Linked DNA regions of Homo sapiens: region 1 is linked to region 2. The links are chromatin loops, found by intact Hi-C in ENCODE. Cell type or tissue: ascending aorta. All regions are shown on one strand. Each heading gives the region's core, and the rest is flanking DNA. Links, peaks and the distances in the headings are about the cores only. Region 1 has its middle 20 kb from the start of CLEC3A. Region 2 has its middle 48 kb from the start of NUDT7.

Evidence for each region. Hi-C counts contacts between places; a loop is a spot of excess contacts. Peaks named below come from ENCODE experiments on the same cell type or tissue, not always from the same donor. Only the 100,000 strongest peaks of a DNase experiment are listed, where the experiment ranks them.
Region 1: it touches region 2 in a loop (14-fold over the local background); 57 of 110 quality-filtered maps call a loop at or near these places.

Annotation. Positions count from the first base shown.
Region 1 is chr16:77,997,051-78,008,945 of GRCh38, reverse strand. No RefSeq gene overlaps it. Among named protein-coding and RNA genes, the nearest start is that of CLEC3A, 20 kb to the left of the region's middle. RefSeq lists a silencer at 5,716-5,915 and enhancers at 10,853-11,022, 11,679-11,848. In ascending aorta, for the core only: a CTCF peak has its summit at 5,814 (motif pointing right); DNase peaks (open chromatin) are centred at 5,375 and 5,855; H3K27ac peaks cover 350 bases.
Region 2 is chr16:77,668,849-77,680,743 of GRCh38, reverse strand. No RefSeq gene overlaps it. Among named protein-coding and RNA genes, the nearest start is that of NUDT7, 48 kb to the left of the region's middle. In ascending aorta, for the core only: a CTCF peak has its summit at 4,838 (motif pointing left); a DNase peak (open chromatin) is centred at 4,803.

The sequences.
Region 1 (11,895 bases), core at 2,698-10,697, 330 kb before region 2:
TGGAGACTGAGACAGGCGAATTGCTTGAACCTGGGAGGGCAGAGGTTGCAGTGAGCTGAGATAGCGTGATTGCACTCCAGCCTGGGCCACAGAGCAAGACTCCGTCTCAAGAAAAAAAATGCAGGCGGTAGAGAGCCATGGGTGAGGGATGTGTGCAGATGAGTATCTGTATGGTAGGGATAGGTCAAAATAATAGTGGTTCCTTTGAGAGGATGAGATGGTAGTTTTTTTTTTTTTTTTTTTTTTTTTTGAGACGGAGTCTCGCTCTGTCGCCCAGGCTGGAGTACAGTGGCGCGATCTGGGCTCACTGCAAGCTCCGCCTCCCGGGTTCAGGCCATTCTCCTGCCTCAGCCTCCTGATTAGCTGGGACTACAGGCGCCCGCCACCACGCCCGGCTAATTTTTTTTTTTGTAATTTTTTAGTAGAGACGGCGTTTCACCGTGTTAGCCAGGATGGTCTCAATCTCCTGACCTCGTGATCCACCCGCCTCGGCCTCCCAAAGTGCTGGGATTACAGGCGTGAGCCACTGCGCCTGGCCTTCTCTTTGTTTTTCTAAGTCTTCTGCATAAAACATATCAATGTTTTAAATAGACGTTTTATTGAAATATAAACAGAAACGTTTCCAAATTGGAAGCATATCACTTTCTGATTTTTCATAACATAAATAGGAATGCGCCTCTAGACCTGGCTATAAAGCAAGCTGGAGACTGGCAGCTCTCCCGACTTGTCTTTGTGCCTGTCCCAGCCACGACTCTACGAAGGGTAAACATCTTCAGTGGCTTTGGAAAGTGTCACTTGGCGATGCTCAGCTGTGTCCCAGACTTCCCTGTGTGTGTCCAGTTAAGGTGAGCCACCAGCTTTCCTTGCAAGATACCAAAGCAGGATGCAGTGAGAGGTGCCCATCTCCATGGCTGGCCCTGTGGACCCCAAGTGCCAGCATTAGAGCTTCATAGGTAGCAGTTTATAGACTGTTTAACCGGTATGCACAATTACACAGGGTCAAATCCCTGTAATAAACCCTTTAAAGTGTGTGTGTGTGTGTGTGTGTGTGCTCGGCACACACCTGCAATTCCAGCACTTTCGGAGGTCAAGGCGGGCGGATTGCCTGAGCCAAGGAGTTGGAGACCAGCCTGGGAAACATGGCGAAACCCTGTCTCTACTAAAAACATAAAAAAAGTAGGTGTGGTGGTGTGCACCTGTAATCCCAGCTACTCTGGAGGCTGAGGCATGAGAATCACTTGAACTGGGGAGGTGGAGGTTGCAGGGAGCTGACCGAGATCATGCCACTGTACTCCAGTCTGGGCAACAGAGTGGGACTCTGTCTCAAAAAACAAAATGGAGTTTAAAAAATAAAGTGTGTGTGTGTGTGTGTGTGTGTATACACACATGTGTATCTCCTGATGCGCTTTGTTTCCCTGAGTCCTGTGTGACACAGCATTAGAGGGTAGGTGGTGGTGACCCACTTCCAGATGGTTCCCAATGACTGCTCCTTACTTCTTGATATTCATTCATACTTACATAGTCTCCTCTTACACTGAACAGGGATGACCTGTGTAATGGATAGGATATTGTGCAAATGGGAGTATGTGACCTCCAAGATAACGTCATAAAAAGTATTGCAACTTCCACTTGTCTCTCTTGGATTGCTTGCCCTGGGGGAAGCCAGCGGACATTCAGCCAGAACCACCCAGCTAAACCACTCCCAAACTCCTGACCCTTAGAAGACACTAGATGTTGATCATTATTTTGAGTTGCCAAAGTTTGGAATAATTTTTTTTTTTTTAGAGACACGGTCTCATTCTGTTTTCCAGGCTGAAGTGTAGTGGTGCGATCATAGCTCACTGCAACCTTTAGCTGCTGGGCTCACACGATCCTCCTCCTGCAGCCTCCAGAGTAGCTAGGACTACAAGTGTCCACCATCACGCCTGGCTAATTTTTTTTTTTTAAGTTTTTTGTTAGAAACGTGGTCTCCCTATGTTACCCGGGCTGCTCTCGATCTCCTGGCCTCAAGCAATCCTTCCCCCTCAGCCTCCTAAAGCACTGGGATTACAGGTATGAGACGCTGCACTTGGCCTAGGGGTAATTGTTACACAGCATTAGATCCCAAAATTGTGAACAAATGATTGTATTTTTGGCTCTGAGTTTTAGGCTTGTTTGTTATCTAACAATAGATACAAAACTCATTTCTAAAATCCTGACAGTCATGCTACAAATCTGAATCGGTTAGTTGTATGTACTGCTGTAAAGAAAATCAGGCCGGGGCGGTGGCTCATGCCTGTAATCCCAGCACTTTGACAAGCTGAGGTGGGTGGATCGCTTGAGGTCAGGAGTTTGAGACCAGCCTAACCAACATGGTAAAACCCTGTCTCTACTAAAAACACAAAAATTGGCCGAGCATGATGGCGGGTACCTGTAATCCAAGCCACTCAGGAGGCTGAGGCACAAGAATTGCTTAAACCCAGGAGGTGGACGTTGCAGTGAGTCAAGATTGCACCACTGCACTCCAGCCTGGGCAACAGAGAGAGACTCCATCTCAAAAAAAAAAAAAAAAGAAAAAGAAAAAAAGAAAAGAAATCCAGTTAACACCATGTTGAACAAATGGGGGTATATTTTTCTCATATAAGAAGATATTTAGAGAGAGAGGGTAGTTCATTCTAGTGTGGGCCCAGTGGCTTTACATTTGGGTACTGAATTAGTATCTTTGCAATTTCTATTGCTTCCCCCTCAGTCACAAGATGGCTGCAGCACCTCCAAGTGTCACGTCTTCACAGCATCACTTTGAAAGGAGGGAGCAGGGGGTATTAATGGGAAGGAAAGATGGTGCTCACATACCTCCCTCTTATTAGAGAGGGAACTTGCTCTCAGATGCCCCCTAGCGGATTTCCCCTTAATGTTTCATTGGTCAAAATTGGGCCACAGGGTCATTCCTAGACTGGGGCCAGGAGAACATTTTCTGAGCGCAAAAAAGTACCAGATACTTGAACAAAACAGATGTTCTGGGCCCGGCACCCATGGCTCATGCCTGTAATCCCAGCACTTTGGGAAGCCGAGGCAGGCAGATCACCTGAGGTCAGGAGTTCAAGACCAGCCTGGCCAACATGAGAAAACACCGTCTCTACTGAAAACACACAAAAAATTAGCCAGGCATGGGGGCGGGCGCCTGTAATCCCAGCTACTGGGGAGGCTGAGGCAAGAGAACTGCTTGAACCCCGGAAGTGGAGGTGGCAGTGAGCCAGGATCACACTGCTATACTCCAGCCTGGGCTACAAGAGTGAAACTCCATCTCAAACAAACAAACAAACAAACAAACAAAAATACCAAGTTTTCTGTTAACAAGAGAATCAGCAGGGGCAGCTTTTAGATAGGTAGTCAGTAAGGTTTGCTGTAGAGTCTTTACCAGACAAAATCCATTAGATTTCAACCTTTTCAGGAAGGACTCTGCTGACCGTCAGAACTTTCTTATAAACTTTAGGGGGACATGGAGTACTGGATACTTTCTCTTTGAAACACTAAGCACTGTACTTTGTGTAATTTGTAATTTAACAGTGCCTGTATTTTTTACTAGACCACACCTTTCAGAAATGGGATCTGATATCAGAGTGGGTCTGATTCATGGCTGAGGATATGGCATCTGGCACACATGACTCCAAGTTCATTCTCCTCCTCTACTCTCCCTCTTGCTGTTTTTTGTTACTTCTAGTCATTAGGAACCATCGTGACAAAGTCAAATTCTGGTTTTCCACTAATTTTTTTTTGAAACGGTCTTGCTCTAATCCAGGTTGGAGTGCAGTGGCGTAATCATAACTCCCTGTAGCCTCAACCTCTGGCCTCAAGCAATCCTCCCACCTCAGCCTCTTGAGTAGCTGGGACTACAGGGATGTGACACCATGCCTGGCTAATCTAAAAAAAAATATTTTTTTTACAGACGTGAGGTCTCACTTTTTTGCCCAGGCTTATCTCACACTCCTGGCTTCAAATGACCCTTCTGTCTTGGCGTCCAAAAGTGCTGAGGTTACAGGTGTGAGCCGCTGAGCTCGGTGTATTTATAAATGCATCCTACAGATGTTGAATGGACTTGTTGAGCACAACTGTCTAATAAAGCAAGGTATTGGCTTTTTAGCAAATGAAATGTTCCACTCTGAATGGAAGTCCAAAGATGAGAATTGGGTTTCTCCTTTACTTTATAGACCTGACAATGCTTGGTTAAATATTAATCAGACACTCCTGGAGATGGGGCCTGAGTATGGTGATATAACTGTGGCTCACAGTCACAATTTAGGACTCATACTGCTTCCTGCTTCCTCTGGAATAACGCCATTTCCCTCAAGGCTTGTCAAGTTGAGAGTAGGTAGGTAGAGGTGACAGGAAGATATTCGATCAGACCTGGTTTGCTGGGCGATGAGTAGAGAGGACCCTGATTAGTTTTGACTAGACTGCAGCAGCCCCTCTATCCACCCTCTTTCAGATTTATCTGTTAAATATCGGTTGGCCCCACTATGTGCCAGAAAGTGTCCTAGGTGCAAAGATACAAGAGTAAACCTGACTGACAAATATCCCTGCCCTCATAGAGCTTATATTCTAATGTTTACTGACATCTTCTCTCTTGAGAGCTATTCCATGAATTTTTAATTAATGTCCACTAGTATCTGAGATAAAATTTATTTTCACCCAAGGAAGATCATACAGCTTTTTTTCTGCCCAGCATTTTTTTTTTCCACGTAGATACAAAACCTGAGTTGTGAGAAATGCATTCTTAGTGGTTTGGGTGGAGATGAACAGCTCCTGTTCCAGTGTTCTACAGGCAGACAAGTGAACCACATATGAACACCCAGAGAAGCTTACTTATCTCTGGGCTGGAGGCTTCTCTGGGGCTTAAGCATCAGAACTATCAATAGGACTTTATTTCCTCCCTGCTGAGCTTGCTGAAGAGACAGTCACTGGTGCTGAAGGTTCACATCCCATCTCACCCCCACAGAGAGGGTGAAACAGTGTTACATCTTTCGACCTCCTGAGTTCATTGGTGCTAAAATCAAATAAATACCTTACAGAATGGACCCACCTACTTACTGTTTTTCCTCTGCCATTTCCCTCACTTTCTACTTTCCCGCTCTCATCTCTCTCGTTTTCAGTATTTATTGAATTTTTTTTAGTTTCCTATTTGTGTAACAAATGACCACAAACTCTGAGGCTTGTTTATGATATGATCATATTCATGATGAGTTTCTACAGGTCAAGAGTCTGGGCTTAGCTTATCCCCTGCTCAGTTTCGCTCAGTCGTCCAGGCTGGAGTGCAGTGGAGTGATCTCAGCTCACTGGAACCTCTGCATCCCAGGGTCAAGTGAGTCTCGTGCCTCAGCCTCCCGAGTAGCTGAGATTACAGGCATGCACCACCACGCCTGGCTAATTTTTGCATTTGTAGTAGAGAGGGGGTTACACCATGTTGGCCAGGCTGGCCTTGAACTCCTGGCCTCAAGCAGTCCTCCCCTGCTTTGGGCTCCCAAAGGGCTGGGATTACAGGAGTGACCCACTGCGCCTGGCTGAGAAAAGGATATTTTAAGCGAGTTATCAGAGTTGATGCAGAACCCTGTGTAAGCCATACTCCCTGCCTCCAGGCCTCAGTTTCACCATTGGGAATGATTTAACTAATGCCAGCACATTCCTTTCAGCGCTATAAGACGAAGTCGTTGTTACCTCCATAGCCCAGCAAATTGCCTGGCAACATTACAGGAGCTAGACAAATGTCCGCTGGATCAACCAATGAGAGTGGAGTGGAAATTAAGATAAATTAGCTGTGTGTCCCGGACTGACCACTAGGTGGCAGGAGGCTGACGCCAAGTCCAAGCTTGGTACCCGGTTGCTGGCTGGCTGGGAGCCTTCTGGGAGGAGCCTTGAATGTCCTTTTAGGCTGGGGCTTGTCATGGCGGCGGAAGAGGGGGAAGGGAGGGAGGCAGAAGGTGAGGTCTCTTTCACAAAAGGTCTGACACTTAGACTTTCCCCTTTATCCTCAAATGAATTTATTTCCATTGCCATAGAAATTCACAGATAGGATTGAGAAAAAGCTTTTCATGCAACTGTAGATCTGTATATTTTTATAAATTTAGCATCTAATTTTTAAAAATATATTGGAACATCTTAGTTGCAAGCTCTTTCTCCCCTTCCCATGAGCCATCCCACACTCCTGACCTACAGACCCAGGTATAGAACAGGGCCTCCCCTGTCATGGTGAGATGACACTGGGCTGTGCAGTCTCAGATCATTTCCATCACAGGAGAGGCCCGGGTCCTAACCAGCACTTTTCAAAATGCAGCAGAATCGCCTGGGGCTGCTGTACATAAAAATGCAGATTCCTAGGCAATGGCAGTCTCCGTAGATCAGAATCTCTGGGAGGGCTTTAGTCTGCAATTGTGTTGGCTTTTCACAAGTCTCCTAGGATTCTGAGGTACAACTGAAGTTTGAGAAACACTCCCTTAGGCTTTCTGGGGAGCCTTTCTGGGGCTCTCATCAGCCCTCTTGGAGGTCCAGAGATGCTCCAGCTACCTCCAGCTTCACACACACACACACACACACACACACACACACACACACACACACGTGCATACACGTGCATATGTACATACACATATGTTTTTTGTTTTCTGGATTACGTGCACAATGATGCATGTACATTCTACAAATCCATAGATTATAAAAGCAAATAATGTAGGAAATAGAAATCCTCTATGATATTGTAGACCGGAGAGAGCTGCTGTTGGTAATTGCTATTTTAACTGCCTCCAATCCTGATGCATCCCCTATTTAGGTACTAAAAATGTAGCAGAGTTTTTTCTCCCAGGAAAGCTTCATAAAAGCAAAATAGGGTGCCCACCCTCATCTAACAAATAACTCATGGCTTCTTTATGACCAAATACGTTTTTTTTTCCCCTCCTGGAGAAATCAAATGTCAATGTGGACCTGTAGCACTATGACATCAAATTCTCTACTCCTGAAGGTGAAGGGCAGGGCTCCTGTACTTGTTTCAGGATTTTTTAAGGAGGTGCAACAGGATTTGCACTGCAGGCTCAGTGACTTAGCTATCACATTAGCATGTGTTATTGGGAAACAGTCCAGAGTCCAAGTTCAAGGATTTCTTACAACTTTTGTTTTTACTTTATAGTGAAGTTTAAAGTTTTTGAAATATGTACTTGTCACTGTAATCTTTTGAGACTTCCTTTTCTTACTGAGGTTAAAATTGTCCAGCTATGCTAATGAGTTGATGGTATGTGAGCTCTATGAGCCAAACACTAAGCTAAATGCTTTATGTATATGATCTTAATTCTCTTGATAGCCCAACAGACTGATGGCTGTTATCCTCACTCTATTTATAAGGAAAGTGGTGTGGTTACGTGAGGTTATGACAAGCCTGCCCGAGGACCTACAGATCGTAAATCAGCAGTAAGGCCAGGATTTATAAAATCCTTGTAGTTTGACTATAGAGCCATGTCCTTAATCGCTATAATATAGTGGCCATTCAACTTTTTCTGTGACTTGGCCATGAAGAATCATGGTAAATATTTGCTATTCTTCCTAAGGGAGAATTGGCAGCTTTGCTCATTCTATACGATTTCTTGTTTTATTCTCTTGACAATATTGCAAGGTGGTTTAAGCTCCTCCCATTTTGCTGTTCTACAAAATGCAAAGAACATGAGAAAAACCTCCACTGGACTAGATGATCCTAGGTCAGGGTTCCCCAGAGTGTGTTCCCCAGAATTCTGATAAAAGCCTCCATGGGAACTGAGTATTAGAACTCATCTCGGAAGGTCACAGGGCAGCTACTAGTGAGGAAAGGCTCTAAGAAGGTCTGTCATTAAAAGAAAATATTTGGTACCATTAGCAGTACTATTACCATGAACAATATCAAAGTACGATGAAAGGAACTGATACTTACAGAGTATGATAGGCAGAACTTGAAGTTGATTACCCTGCCCTCCCACCCCCTAGTATCTACACCTGTATTATTTTTCACACTGCTGATAAAGACATACCCAAGTCTTAAGAAAGAGGATTAATTGGACTTGCAGTTTCACGTGGCTGGGAAGCCTCACCATCATGGTGGAAAACAATGAGGAGCAAGTCATGTCTTACGTGGATGGCATTGTGTCCAGAGTTGGTTCCTTCTGGTGGGTTCGTGGTCTCACTGACTTCAAGAATGAAGCTGTGGACTTTTGCGGTGAGTGTTACAGCTCTTAAAAGTGGTGTGGAACCAAAGAGTGAGCAGCAGCAAGATTTATCCTGAAGAGTGAAAGAACAAAACTTCCATGGCGTGGAAGGGGACCTCGAGCGGGTTGCCGCTGCTGGCTAGGAGATGGCCAGCTTTTATTCCCTTATTTGTCCTCACCCATGTCCTGCTGATTGGTCCATTTTACAGAGTGCTGATTGGTCCATTTTACAAACCTCTAGCTAGCTACAGAGTGCTGATTGGTGCGTTTTTACAGAGCACTGATTGTTGCATTTTACAAATCTCTAGCTAGCTACAGAGCGCTGATTGGTGTGTTTTACAATCCTAGCTACAGAGTGCTTGATTGGTGCATGTTATAATCCTCTTGTAAGACAGAAAAGTTCTCCAAGTCTGCACTCAACCCAGGAAGTCCAGCTGGCTTCACCTCTTAGCAGCAAGCAAAATAAGAGAACTTGTGCAGTGGAACTCCTCTTTTTAAAACCATCATATCTTGTGATACTCATTCCCTATTAGGAGAACAGTGCAGGAAAGACCCGCCCCTATAATTCAATCACCTCTCACCAGGTTCGTCCTACAACACATGGCAATTGTGGGAGTTACAATTCAAGATGGGATTTGGGTGGGGACACAGGCAAACCATATCAACACCCTTATAGAATCTCCTTCCCTTGAGTTTGCATGGAACCTGTGATTTGCTTCAAACCAGTAAAATATGACAAGGTGAAGGGATTGATTCTGCGTATACAATAAAGGTCCCAAATTTGTTGGCTTTGAGTTCACAGATGACCCTGTATGGACCTAGCCTAATACTGGGAGCCCTTTATAAAAGGGTCCTGGCCTTCCATGAAGGGAGAAGTACGCTGCCATGCTGTGAGATGCCCTGTGAGCATGGAAGAGGACTCTGAGCTTCAGCAGGGAATACAGCCTGCTAACAAAAGCATTGCAGGATTGTGAGACCCCAGGCAAACAGCACAGCCAAGGGATGTTCCGATTGCTGACCCATGGAAACTATGAGATAGTAAATGTACATTGCCTTAAGCCCCAAAGTTTGTGGTAACTTATTATGCAGTAATAAAAAACGAATCCAGAGACCTTCTGTAAATGACCCAAGGTCATTTCACACAGCTAAGCAGCAGAAACTCTACTCATAGCTCCAGAGAAATTGAGGCATATACCCAACCATGCCCATACTTAGTGATACGGGAGGGGGGCAGGGAAATGCTAGGTAGAGAAGGGCTGGGTCCCTGGTGAGGGCTCCACTCTTGGGCTTGTGTCCATGGACCTGAGTGAGAACAGGCACTCCTGTTTTTCCACCCAAATGTTGCATTTTCCAAAACCACTGTGGCCTGCCATACCCCAACCTGTGCCCATAAAAACCTGAGACGCTAGTGGGCACAGATACAAGCAGCTAAATATGAAGAGAGAGCAGAAGAACACACTGACATACACTAGCAGACACCGGCAGACCATCGAGGCAGGACAATGTATAATTTAGTCGGGACAGTCAAAGGAGAGTCCAGCTCCTGGGCGGCCTGACTCCCGGGGAAGATCACCTTCCGACTCCATCCCCCTTCTGGCTGCCCATCCACTTCACTGAGAGCTACCTCCACCACTCAGTAAAATCTTGCACCCATCCTCTAAGCCCGTGTATCATCCAATTTTTCTGGTACACTTAGGGCAAGCACCTGGAATACAGAAAGGCCTCTGTATTAGTTTGTTCCTTATGGTAAGATAGAAGGTCTAATTGAGCAATTAATACAAGCTGCCTGCAGACGGCAAAACTGACAGAGTTCACTGTAATACACATCCGCTGGGGCTTTGGGAGCTGGAAACATTCAACCCCAGACACGGCTGTGGGGTGAGAGCCCAAAAGCACTCCTTATAACCTGCCCGTCTGTATGCTCCCCCTAGGGGTTTGAGCAGCAGGGCACCAAAGAAGTGAGCCACACCCCTGTTGCATGCCCTGAGGGAGGAATAAGGGAAAACTCCTCCGTTTCATTAGTCTAATGCCTGTCACATCGCTGGTGCACAATCAAAACGTGTTGAACAAATGAAGGCAGGGTTTGAACCCAGGTCTGTCTCCTTGCATCACATCATATTTTCCTCTTCTACTCTAACATCCTGGGTCATGCTCTGCGCTGGAGCTGTGTGTCTATGAAGCAAGCATACCTTACCTTTGAACTTAATCTTCAGTTCATCAATACATCTGCAAATATTTACTAAGTGTAGCTAAATTCTCTGCCTGACTTGGGATGGACTTGCCATGAAGTTTTGTTTGAAAAAAGAGGAGTTAAATGACCATGAAGTGGTCATGATTACAGGAGGCGGATATATTTAGGTAGGTCAGTGTCTGTGCAGACCACTTCCCCAGCCGAAGGTTGTGATGCAAGGGGCCCTCTTATCTATATGCCAATTGCAGAGATTGACCGTGAATTTGAGGAAATGGCATTTCACATGGATTTCCACCTCTAAATGGCTGTTTCATAGATACTTAGTCAGGTGTTCTTTAGGGTGAAAGTAAGTGTAGGAATATCTGGGCCAAAGATTTTCTCTCTTTTATCAACACACCTTCCCAGAGCTCTTCCTCTCTAGTAGCTGCCCTATGACCTTCTGGGATGAACTCTATTATTATTATTATTATTTTGGGGGGGTAGATGGAGTCTCGCTCTTGTCACCCAGGCTGGAGGGTAATGGTGCAACCTCGGCTCACTGCAAACTCCACCTCCCTGATTCAAGTGATTCTCTTGCCTCACACTCCCGTGTAGCTGGGTTTACAGGTGCGCGCCACCAGACCCAGCTAATTTTTGTGCTTTTAGTAGAGATTGGGTTTCACCATGTTGGTCAGGCTAGTGTCAAACTCATAACCTGAGGTGATCCGCTCACCTCGGCCTTCCAAAGTGCTGGGATTACAGGCATGAGCCACCATGCCTGGCCATGGGATGAACTCTAATACTCAGTTCTTACGGAGGATTTTGGCAGAGAATTCTGGGGAGCACATTCTGGGGAACCCTAATCTAGGATCATCCAGTTGAGTGATTTTGTTTTCCCATTACCATTTTAAACTCATTATTATACTTAAAAATTAAGGGAGGGTAAGGCAGGTGGATCACTTGAGGTCTGGAGTTTGAGACCAAGCCTGGACAACATGGTGAAACCTCATCTCTACTAAAAATACAAAAATTAACTAGGCATGGTGGCCCACACCTATAATCCCAGCTACTCAGGAGGCTGAGGCGCGAGAGTTGCTTGAACCCAGGAGGCAGAGGTTGCAGTGAGCCAAGATTGTGCCACTGCACTCCAGCCTAGGTGACAGAGTGAGACTCCATCTCAAAAAATAATAATAAAACAAATAAAAATTAAGATGTAATTGAACTATCATAAAATTAACCATTTCAAAGTGTACAAGCCCGTGGTTTTTTTTTTTTTTTTTACTATATTTATGAGTTGTGCAACCATCACTACTATCAAATTCCAGGACATTTTCATTTCCTTAAAAGGAAATCCATATCTATCAGTCACTCCTCATTCCTCCTCCCTGTATCCCCGATCTACCTATTGTTTGTATAGACTAATCTAATCTGGATATTTCATATTAATGGAATTAGAGAATATGTGAAGTTTTGTCTTTGGCTTCTTTCATTTAGCATCTACTTTTCAAGATTGGTCCAGTTGGTTTTAAA
Region 2 (11,895 bases), core at 1,590-9,589:
AGGCTGAGGCATGAGTATTACTTGAGCTCAGGGGGTTGAGACAAGCCTGGGCAACATAGGGAAACCTTATCTCTTTAAACAAAACAAAACAAAACAAAAAAAGCTGGGTGAGGTGGCATGCACCTGTAGTCTCAGTTACTCTGGAGACTGAGGTGGGAGGATCGCTTGAGCCCTGGAAGGTGAGGCTGCAGTGAGTAGTGATCATGCTGCTGCACTCCAGCCTAGGCAACAAAGCGAGACACAGTCTCAAAAAAAATAAATAAATAAAATTCAAAGTATTAAAAATTAGACATAAATTTACTATATAATCCAGCAATTCTATTACAATGTATCTACACAAAGGAACGGAAAACACGTGTCCACATGAAGACTTGGACATGAATTATCATAGCAACATTATTTGTAATGGTTGAAAACTGGAAACAATCACAAATCCATTGAATGGTAAATGCTTAAACAAAATGAACTGCATCCATAAAAGGAATATTAATCAGGAATAAAAAAGGAACAAAGCCCTGTTACATGCTAGAATGTAGATGAATCTGAAAAACATATGCTGAGTGAAAGAAGCCAGATGCAAACACAGTTTCTATGGTGGCATTGACGTGAAATGTCGTGAAAAGCAGAACTTTAGCAACAGAGGATTAGGGGTTACTGGAGGTGGAAATGAGGCATATAACCTCAAACTGACACAAGGGACCTCCTTGGGCTAACGGAAATGTTCTAAAACTGGATTATGGCACTAGTTGCATAACTGAAAATTTACTGCAAAAATCATTGAATTGTACACTTAAAACAAATGAATTTTATGGTACTGTATATAAATTATATCTTTAAAAATATTTTTATAATGATCAATAGCCTTCTAAAATTTTCATTTAGGTTAGATGGCATATCTGAAATGTCATTTTAAACATTAACAACTATAGCAGTCATTTTGGCTCCACACTCTAAAAAACACAACTTTCAAAGCTGTTTTATTCTTTGGCTTAGGAAAGAAAAGAACACAAGACTTTAAGATGGCTCAGGGATTTAGTAAGTCATTGAAGCTGAAACTTTCCACCATGTTCATTGAAATTAAAAGATTATGATTTGCAGATGTTTTCCAGTGGGTCTGGACTGTTTGTCAGCATTTCAGATTCTGTAGAACTTTTTGGGCATGCAATGGAGCAATTAGTGCTGACAGCCCTTTTCTATAATTGTGCTATATCTAAGGCTAGCCCTGGAAATAAACGGTGTTGCTCAACTAACAGCTACGAATTAGCCAAGACAAGAGCATGTTACTTTCCTTTGGTTATGTATCAAATTAGCATTTCACAGGATCGCATGTCTTTTTTGAAGAGCCATGAAGCAGACATTATGGACGCATTTAAAGGAGTCTAATTTGCCTCGATTCTAGTTGTATGTATTAAGCCAACTTTTCTTGGATAAGGACTGAAAGGTATGTAGAGAAATTTAAGTCTAGGAGAGAGATTTATAAGATCAGCACAGATCATTCCCAAGAATCCAAGCAGGCATCGCATGACATTTCAGACTTAACCTTTCACCTCCTAGGAGAGCTGGGTCTTCTGCTCCAGGCTTCCACAGTGATTAAGAACAGTCACTAGTCTCAACCACGCCTATGTTTTGAGTTCTGATTCTACCACATGTTACAACCTTTTTTTGTTTGTTTGTTTGTTTTTTTGAGACCAAATCTCGCTTTGTCGTCCAGGCTGTAGTGCAGTGGTGTGATCTCGACTCACTGCAACCTCCGCCTCCCAGTTTTAAATGATTCTCCGGCCTCAGCCTCCTGAGTAGCTGGCATTACAGGTGTGTGCCACCACGCCCAGCTAATTTTTGTATTTTTAGTAGAGATGGGGTTTCACCATGTCGGCCAGGGGTGGTCTCGAACTCCTGGCCTCAAGTGATCCACCCACCTCCACCTCCCAAAGTATTGGGATTACAGGTGTGAGTCCCCGTGCCAGGCTTTTTTTTTTTTTTTTTTCCTGGGACAGGGTCTCACTCCTGTCTCCCAGGCTGGAGTGGCAGTGGCACAATCACAGCTCACCACAGCCTTGATGTCCTGGGCTCAGGTGATCGTCCCGCCTCAGCCTCCCAAGTAGCTGGGACTATAGGTGCATTGCTAATATTTTTTGTATTTTTAGTAGAGATGGGGTCTCTTTATCTTGCCCAGGCTGGCCTTGAACTCCTGGGTTCAGGCAATCCTTGCCCCTCGGCCTCCCAAAGTGCTGGAATCACAGGCATGAGCCACTGTGCCTGGTATCTCCTACTATCATTGCAACTTTTGGTGAATGATATGGTTTGGCTGTGTCCCCACCCAAATCTCATCTTGAACTGTAGTTCCCATAATCCCCACGTGTCGTGAGAGAGACCCAGTGGGAGGTAATTGAATCATAGGGGCACTTACCTCCATGCTGTTCTCATGATATTGAGTGAGTTCTCACAAGATCTGATGGTTTTATAAGTGGTTCTTCCCACCTTCTCACTCTGCACTTCTCCTTGCTGCTGCCACGTGAGGAAGGATGTGTTCGCATTCCCTTCCACCATGATTGTGGACTTCCTGAGGCCTCCCCAGCCATGCTGAACTGTGAGTCAATTAAGCCTCTTTCTTTATAAATTACCCCGTCTCGGGTATGTCTTTATTAGCAGTGTGAGAATAATCTAATACAGTGAGTACCTGACATTTTTTAATCCTCAGATTTTCTGTCAGAAAACATAAAAATTACGTCTGTTCCAGAGGGTTTTGTTTTGCTTCTGTTTGTTTGTTTTTGAGACAGAATTTCGTTCTTGTTGTCCAGGTTGGAGTGCGATGGCACCGTCTCAGCTCACTGCAACCTCCGGCTCCCGGGTTCAAGGGATTCTCTTGCCTCAGCCTCCCAAGTAGCTGGGATTACAGACGCCCACCGCCATGCCTGGCTACGTTTTTTGTATTTTTATAGTGACGGGGTTTCACCATGTTGGCCAGGCTTGTCTTGAACTCTAACCTCGGGTGATCTGCCCGCCTCAGCCTCCCAAAGTGCTGGGATTACAGGCGTGAGCCACCGCACCCGGCCCCACTGGGTTATCGTGAGGGATTATAAAAATAATTTATATGGAGAGCTTGGCCCAAATTAGGTATCACAAAACATAGGCTATTAGTAACGGTAGTTGTGGTGTCCTGTAGAATCTTCTATCAGAGATAGAAGCACTGTTTTGTAATTATAGTTTAGAAACATCTAGAATGTGTTCAGATGTGAACTATTTGAGGAAGGAAATATCTTCTTATGTTCTTGGCATGAAGCACCGTGCCTGTCACACTGTGTTCCTCTATAAATATTTTTCTACTCATTGAGCTGAATGGTGCCTCATTTTATAGATGAGAGAAGCAAGCTCAGAGATGGTGAATGGTTTCCCTAGGTTGCATAATCTGTGCTATGATGGAATCCAGTATTTCTGGTCCTTCGCCTGAGGCATTTAGCCCGGTTAGCAAAATAGAACGATTGGCTGGGAAAAAGCTGGGAAGTGGGGCAGATTCATAACACACTGGCCAGGCTGCAGATCAGGAGGGTGCTCATGTTTTTAGCTGGACCTCATGGTTGGTTGCCTGAACCACTGTCTCCCTAGCACCTTTCATACCCTGAACTCTACTTTTCACTGTGCCTACCCAGCAAAACCTTAACATTGTGTCAGTAGTGAATTTTCCTTCCCTATTCTTACTCCCAGGCTTCTGAACTTTATGGCAGAAACCCATGTGACTAGGCAGGATGCTACATTACAAATTTTTGGATTCCAGTGCTTAATGAAGTACCTGGGACATAGTAGGCACTTGGTATGTCTTTGAGAGAGTATGTGAATGAGTGAATGAATTAACATGTCTTAGTTCAAAGTCCTGTAGTTGTCTTTGGTCAGCTCCTCTCCCACCTCCAAAGTCATTGAAGGCAATATAAGAGCAGCTGTGAGCCCATTCTCTGGAGTTTAGACCCAGTGGCACCATTTCCTATCAGCATGCTCTTGGGCAATGCACTTCATCTCTTGTCTTTGTCCTCATCTAACAATAGGGATCTCTTTGTCCTCATCTAAAAATAGGGATAGTAAGAATATTGACTTCATTGGGTGAGTGAGAGGAATTCATGCATTAATTCACGTAAAGCACTTCGCACTTGCCTGGTACATCAACGAATATTGTCCTATTATTATTATTATTACTCCTATAACCAACACAACCTCTGACTCCCAAACTGGGGAGGAAGATTTTGCTCTTGACTTGAAGGAGAGATTTGGATCCCTTAGGTGTGAATGATCTCACATTCTAAATTCCTACTCCCAGATTTTAAACCAGGGAGACACGTGGTCCAATTTGTATTCTAGAAAGAGTACAACTTCAGGAGAGTTACTTCAGAATAAGCCAAAATGTAGAACTATAGAAATTTAGAGGAGAAATAAGATTTGAGGGTCATTTATTAAATAAGATTTGAGGGTCATTTATTAAATTTGAGGGTTATTTATCAAATACGCCAAAATGTAGAATTATAGAAATTTAGAGGAGAAATCAGATTTGAGGGCCGTTACTTTTAATGGCGAAAACTGCACTTACTTTTGCAACCTAATAGAAAACTTTCACCATCCATTTGGGAAAATTGCAATCCACAGTTGAAGTGACTACCAGACTGACTCCAGGTCTCGGGCATATTGAGTCCCAGCTCCAAGTATTTAATATTTCTCATGCTGTCATCTCTTAGCGCACAGGCAAAAATGTGTCCTGTGCTTTTTAACCTCCTCTGACGCTGGTGGGTCTGTGCCATCCTCTCGTTTAGGTCTAACGGGGAGAATGTGTTGTATAATCCTGCCCTCTGCTGGATAGTGTGCATATTGCAGCAAAGGGAAGTGCATGAGAAATCCGTCAATAAAGCCAGCCAGATGTCAAACTGAAAGATTCTCCCTGCAAGGAGAAATGGCAATCCTGGGGTTCCTTGGGGTGTGTGTGAGGGATTTCTTGGAATTCTGGTACCAGGATGGAAAGCGTAGTCTTTTATTAAAGGAGCGGGGGCCGAGCAGTGGGGGGTGATAATGTTTCTTTCAAGAGGAATATTGGAAGCGGCCACTCCTTTAGCCACCCGTGTAATTGTCATTCTTTTACTAAGTCTCAAACTCTTTCCGTATTACTAAGAGGTGTTTTGCAGGAGTCCTGGTCTATTCTACTTTGTAAGTCTGTGAACATTTAGAAATTGGTTTATCAAGTCCCAGAAGAGTGCATGCAATGAATCTACCCTGTGGACAAAAAAATTTGCCAAGCATAGTCAGTTTTATAAAAGATGATCAAGTTAAACCGGGACTGAATGTAGCTATGAGTATAACCATTATTATGTCAAGAGGGTGACAGCTTCACAACGAAGCCTGTAATTCTCCATCACAGCGTTTATCTTGCTTATTGAATTCCTTAGACTTTCTTACAAGGCTACAGACTGCATAAGGGCAGGGATCATATTCACCTTATTTTGCTGCTGTAGCCCCAGAATTTAGTAACAGTGTCATGTACACACGAGATCCTCAATGATTAGTTCTTGCCTGACCAACTGAAAATCCTGTTGACTGTCTCTAAAGTCGTGTTGATAGCTGATAGGTGAAAAGTTCCTTTGTGTTTTTGGATAAATATCTGCAGTGTGGGTCATCGTGTTGCAATTGTTTAGTCTTCGACTGTGACCACAACACAAGGAATCCATGGAACTAAAAGTACATATTTGAGCTTAACTTTCTGAGCATTGAGGCTACCAACTCCTTAAAGGGGCAACCATGTGAGTAACAAGGCTTAATTTGATTATTTACTAATACAAAATGTGTGCTTTTATTAACTAGGGTTAGAGTTTTGCATTTACTGGCAATGAGAATTTGGGCAAGCCATTTATTGACGCTAAGCTTCTGTTTCTGTATGTTTCTGCGTGGAGATACAAGTAGTATCTATTTCATAGTTTTGTTCTGAAAAATAAACGAGTTAATTTATTTAATTTACTTGGCTCCAAGGCTTATACGTGGAAAATGATCCGTAAATATTATCAGTAAAAGAAGCGGGAGGAAGATACAGGAAGGAGAAAGAAATAGCTATGGTTGTTTTTTCAGATACAATTGGTGATTTCATTGCCCTTGTTATATTACCTATTAGGCATAATGTTTGTTAAATCTCATTAATTCAAACTACCTTTTTTTTTTTTTTTTTTTTGAGACCAAGTCTCGCCCTGTTGCCCAGGCTGGAGTGCAGTGGTGCAAACTCAGCTCACTGCAACTTCCACCTCCCGGGTTCAAGCGATTCTCCTGCTTTAGCCTCCTGAGTAGCTGAGATTACAGGCACCACACCTGGCTAATATTTGTATTTTTAGTAGTAACAGGGTTTCACCATGTTGGTCAGGCCGGTCTTGAGTTCCTGACCTCATGATCCGCCTGCCTCGGCCTCCCAAAGTGCTGGGATTACAGGTGTGAGCCACCGCGCCCGGCCTCAAACTCTTTTTTTTTTTTTTTTGAGACAGCGTCTGGCTCTGTCGCCCAGGCTGGAGTGCAGTGGCGCGATCTCGGCTCACTGCAAGCTCCGCCTCCTGGGTTCACGCCATTCTCCTGCCTCAGCCTCTCAAGTAGCTGGGACTACAGGAGCCCGCCACCGCTCCCGGCTAATTTTTTGTATTTCTAGTAGAGACGGGGTTTCACTGTGTTAGCCAGGATGGTCTCGATCTCCTGACCTCATGATCCACCCGCCTCGGCCTCCCAAAGTGCTGGGATTACAGGCGTGAGCCACCACGCCCGGCCTCAAACTCCTTTTATATAGAGAAACCACATTTTAGGTTTTAAGTTGCTACATTATCTAGTTGGAGAAATTACTTAAAAATACAAAATTAGCTGAGTGTGATGGTGCGTGCCTGTAATCCTAGCTACTTGGGAGGCTGAGGCAAGAGAACCACTTGAACCCAGGAGGCTGAAGTCACAGTGAGCCGAGATGGAGCCACTGCATTCTAGACTGGGCGACAGAGACTCCATCTCAAAAACAAAACAAAACAAACAAACCAAAAGCAGTATTTCATTTTTTTTTCTTATTTCAAAAAGTAATCCATTCTCACCATGGGGAAATTTGAAAATATAGAAAAGCACCAAAGGAAAAAAAAATTACCATTAACCCCACCACTCAAAGTTAACTACTCTATAACCTTTATGGATTTTTACATTTTATACAACTCTTATTAAAATCATTCTGCCTTGTAACTTTTCTTACTTGTCATGACTCCTCTCCCACACTATCAGAAATCAAGTTTTAGAAGAATATTTAAAGACTGACAGTACCTGGTTGCATGGGTTCACCGTAACAGAGGTAACTAGAACCTTGTTGCAGGATGTGAGATGGTTCCAGGCTGTACTCTATGACAATCACATTGTGTGAAGCCACCTGATGACCTAAATCCTTGCACGGATTCTTTATACTTTTATTGGGGGTAGGTGTTTTGGCAGTGGAGTTACTGGGTAAAAAGATATCCATGAATATACTTTTCTCAATACCACACATGGTTTAATTATCGGAATCAGATCTCAAATATACACTGAACCTCAAAAATGGTGAGGGATAAAGAAAGATCTTCTGTCTAAACTCCAAATTCTAGCAGGGCGCGATGGCTCATGCCTATAATCCTAGCACTTTGGGAGGACGAGGTGGGAGGATCACCTGAGATCAGGAGTTCAAGACCAGCCTGGACAAAATGATGAAACCCCGTCTCTACTAAAAGTATAAAAATTAACCAGGCGTGGTGGTGCACACCTGTAATCCCGGCTACTTGAGAGGCTGAGGCAGGAGAATCGCTTGAACCCAGGAGGTGGGCGTTGCAGTGAGCCAATATCCTGTCACTGCACTCCAGCCTGGGCAACAGAGTGAGACTCTGTCTCAAAAAAATAAACAAAAATGGACTCCAAATTCTGGCCTTCTTTTTTTTTAAATTTTATTATTATTATATTTTAAGTTTTAGGGTACATGTGCAGGTTTGTGGGGTGGGGGGAGGGGGGAGGGATAGCATTAGGAGATATACCTAATGCTAAATGACGAGTTAATGGGTGCAGCACACCAACATGGCACATGTATACAAATTCTGGCCTTCTTTAACCTTGTTGACTCTCTTGGTGCATTTACCCAACTCCTCTGCCATCCATTTTCCACCCTTCTGAAGGGCAGTTCGCATTGCTCCTTGCTCCTTCCCTGGGAAGTAGTAGTGACTCTGGGCCATGGCCCTGGTAAGTGTTTAACAACTGACTCTCCAGAGAAGTGAGGGATGCCCTCATGTGTAGCATTTGCCTTCTGTATTAGTCAGGGTTCTCTAGAGGGACAGAACTAATGGCATATATGTATATATGAAAGGGAGTTTATTAAGGACTGTTGACTCACACGATCACAAGGTAAAGTCCTACCATAGGCCGTCTGCAAGTTGAGGAGCAGGGAAGCCAGTGGTGGATCAGTCTGAGTCCCAAAACCTCAAAAGTAGGGAAGCCCACAGTGCAGCCTTCAGTCTGTGGTCAAAAGCCCCAGGAGCTCCTGGCAAACCACTGGTGTAAGTCCAAGAGTCCAAAAGCTGAAGAATTTGGAGTCTGATGTTCGAGGGCAGGAAGCATCCAGCAGGGTAGAAAGATGAAGGCTGGAAGACTCGGCAAGTCTGCTGTTCCATCTTCTCCTGTCTGCTTTCTCTAGCCGTGCTGGCAGCTGTTTAGATGGTGCCCACCCAGATTGAGGGTAGGTCTGCCTCTCCCAGTCCACTGACTCTCCAATGTTAATCTCCTTTGGCAACACCTTCACATGGGTATTATATGCACAATGCTGTGAGATCAAGATAGTTATCGCCAGCTTCGTGATCACAGACACACCCAGGAACAATACTTTGCATCCTTTAATTCAATCAAGTTGACACTCAGTTATTGACCATCACACCTTCCACGGTGTAAATTCCCAGCATGGCCAATTTTAAGCCACCAACATGATATCCCTGAACATGGAGCTGGGAAGGGAAGTGCACAAGTGGCTCTGAAGAGCTGGAATGAGCCAGCTCTAGCATACCACTGTGGGTACCAATGAGTAGACAAAACAGCCACCTGTCCCCTCTTCCTTCCCTAAGGGAGCTATGAAGGCCAAGAGACATGTTGCTTTTCTCATTCCTCTTTACCTTAGGCTCCCGTCAAAGCCTTGAGAAGAACCAATTGTCATTCCAGGTGAAAAAAAAGCACCTCACTGTCCCTCTTTACCTCTCCCAAATATTTTCCATCTGGTTGTAGAGACATTATATTTCAAAAAGTTACACATGCTTCCTTTTCATAATTATTGGTAAATAGTTTAACATGCAAACATCTAATTGTGGGAATGATAACTGAAATCTGCTTATACTAACATGGAAATGACTACCATAAAATCACTTCCTGTTTAGATCGTGTTAAACATACTAGATGGGTTTCAGAAACATTCGTTTGCATTAACAACTTCATTTTACAAATTAAAAAAATCAAAACACAGACAGGTTCCTTAGTATGTCCAGTTGGATTTCAATTTTTTTGTGCAAATATTTGCAGAGCATCCCGGCATATATAAGGGTTCATATTGGATGCAGGGATGGATACAAAGCTGGACAATTTGAAGTGCCCCATATTGGGCATTTCCTAGTGTCAAGAAATGGGCTAGAAATTTTACATATCACCTATGTGGTTTAGTCTTCATGATGAGCCTGCATGGAAGGTTGTTTTCATCCCTGTTCCATAAAAAAGGAAACACTTTTGGGATCAAACCCAGCTCACTGACTCCTGGCTGCAGGTCTGTTTTCTGAGCCACTCAGTATTGGTCTGCTTAAGCTGCCATAATAAAATACTATAGTTTGGTATTGGGTTGCTTAAACAACAGAAATTAACTTTCTTGCATTCTGGAGGCTACAAGTCCCAAATGAAACTCCAGCATAGTTGGGTTCTGGTGAGGGCTCTCTTTTTGGCTTCTTGCTTTATCCTCACGTGGCTAGGGAGGTGGGGTTGGGGGAGAAAGAGAGAGTGTGCTGCCTAGCTCTGGCCTCTCTTCCTCCTCGTATAAGGACACCAATCCTATTGGATTAAGGCCCCACCCTTATGGCCTCATGTAACTTTTTTTTTTTTTTTTTTTGAGACAAGGTCTTGGTCTTTTGTCCACGCTAGAGTACAGTGGCTAAATCTTGGCTCATTGCAACCTTCTTCTTCTGGGCTCAAGCCATCCTCCCACCTCAGCCTCCCAAGTAGCTGGGACCACAGGTTGGTGCCACCATGCCCAGCTAATTTTTGTATTTTTTGTAGAGACGGGGTTTCACTATGTTACCCAGGCTGGTCTCAAGCCCTGAGCTCAAGCTGTCTGCCCACCTTGGCCTCCCAAAGTGCTGGGATTACAAGCGTGAGCCACTGCACCCGGGTGACCTCATTTAACCTTAATTACCTCCGAAAGATTCTGTCTCCAAATACAGTCACAGTGGGGGCTGGGGCTTCAACACAGGATTTTTGCTGGGACACGATTTGGTCTATAGCACATTCCAACATGCTTCTTTCCCTCCAACAGTTTCAAATATATGTATTTGGGTGCATATGTTTGAAAATGATCATTGGAACTCAGCTCTCTTTCCCCCAACTCTGTCATCCCATGTGGCTTACACCGTTAAGAAGAAAGATGGGCTTTAATCAAATGTTAAATGGCAAGCAATGGAAACAAAATACTGGTTTACACCCCAACCTAGATGATTCTCAAATGCATTATATGATGTAAAAGAAGTCAGACTCAAAAGACCACTAAGTGGATGATTCTGTTTATATGACATTCTAGAAAAGGTTAAACTATAGGGATAGAAAATGGATCAGTGGCTCGTGGATCTTTTGGGGGTAGGAATTGGGATGGAGAAAGGAGTCAAAGCAGTATGGGGGAATTTTGGTGGATGGTAGAACTGTTCCATATCTTGAGTGTGATGATGGTTATACAACTGAATGTGCTTGTCAACTTGCAGAACTATGCCATAAAACGTATTTTCTGTTTACTGTATGTAAGTTTTACTCAGAGTGGCTGGGATTGCTGTCGTTCATGTCCTGTCACGTGAAGTCTGGGGATCCAAGCTGCTCATCCTAGCTCTGCCCTTCTGCCTCCTTGGGTGTACCTTATGGGGACTCTCCATATACAATTTGTTTTTATAGTAGCCAGCCACTCAGCAAACATAATTTTTCTTTTTCTTTTTATCTGTGTCCTTATTGATTTCTGTGTCTGGGAAACAGGCTTGGCACTGGGCAATTTCATTTATGTTGTCTGGCATTATATGCACAATGCTGTGAGATCAATATAGTTATCCCCAGTTTCCTGATTAAGAAACTGCATCTGTGTTTCCTTCAAATAACACAAGTGGTAAAATGGTAGAGTAGCATTTCCATCTTGGTACGCCTGGTATCATAAGTGTTCACTTATGGCCTCCTGATTAGTTTGTCTCCTGTTAAATATTGCCAGCATTTCCTTTCATGGCTCAGTGTTGGTGAGAATACTACTTAACAGAAACCCCAACTGAAACCGAGTATCTCTGTGATCCCAAGAGAATGGCAACATCGACTGAAACTTCTTTCTCCAAGGCTCCCACATCTTCACATCTCATTCCATCACATGCCCAACTCTGAAATAATTGTTGTGGACACAGAGTTGCACACATTTTGATTGGCTTAAGCCAATCCTAAGGCTCACTGCAAGGCTGGGAAATACCGTTTTGTTGTTCAGAAGGAGAAAGGGGAGTGGGCTGCTGGGAAGGCTTCCAACAAATATCTGCTACAGTCCTCAAGCCTGACCAAAAAAGCTCACTCACTGGCCAAAAATATGTTTCCTATTATCTATGGGTGTGTTGTCAACATCTTTTATTTGTAAAGATGCAGACA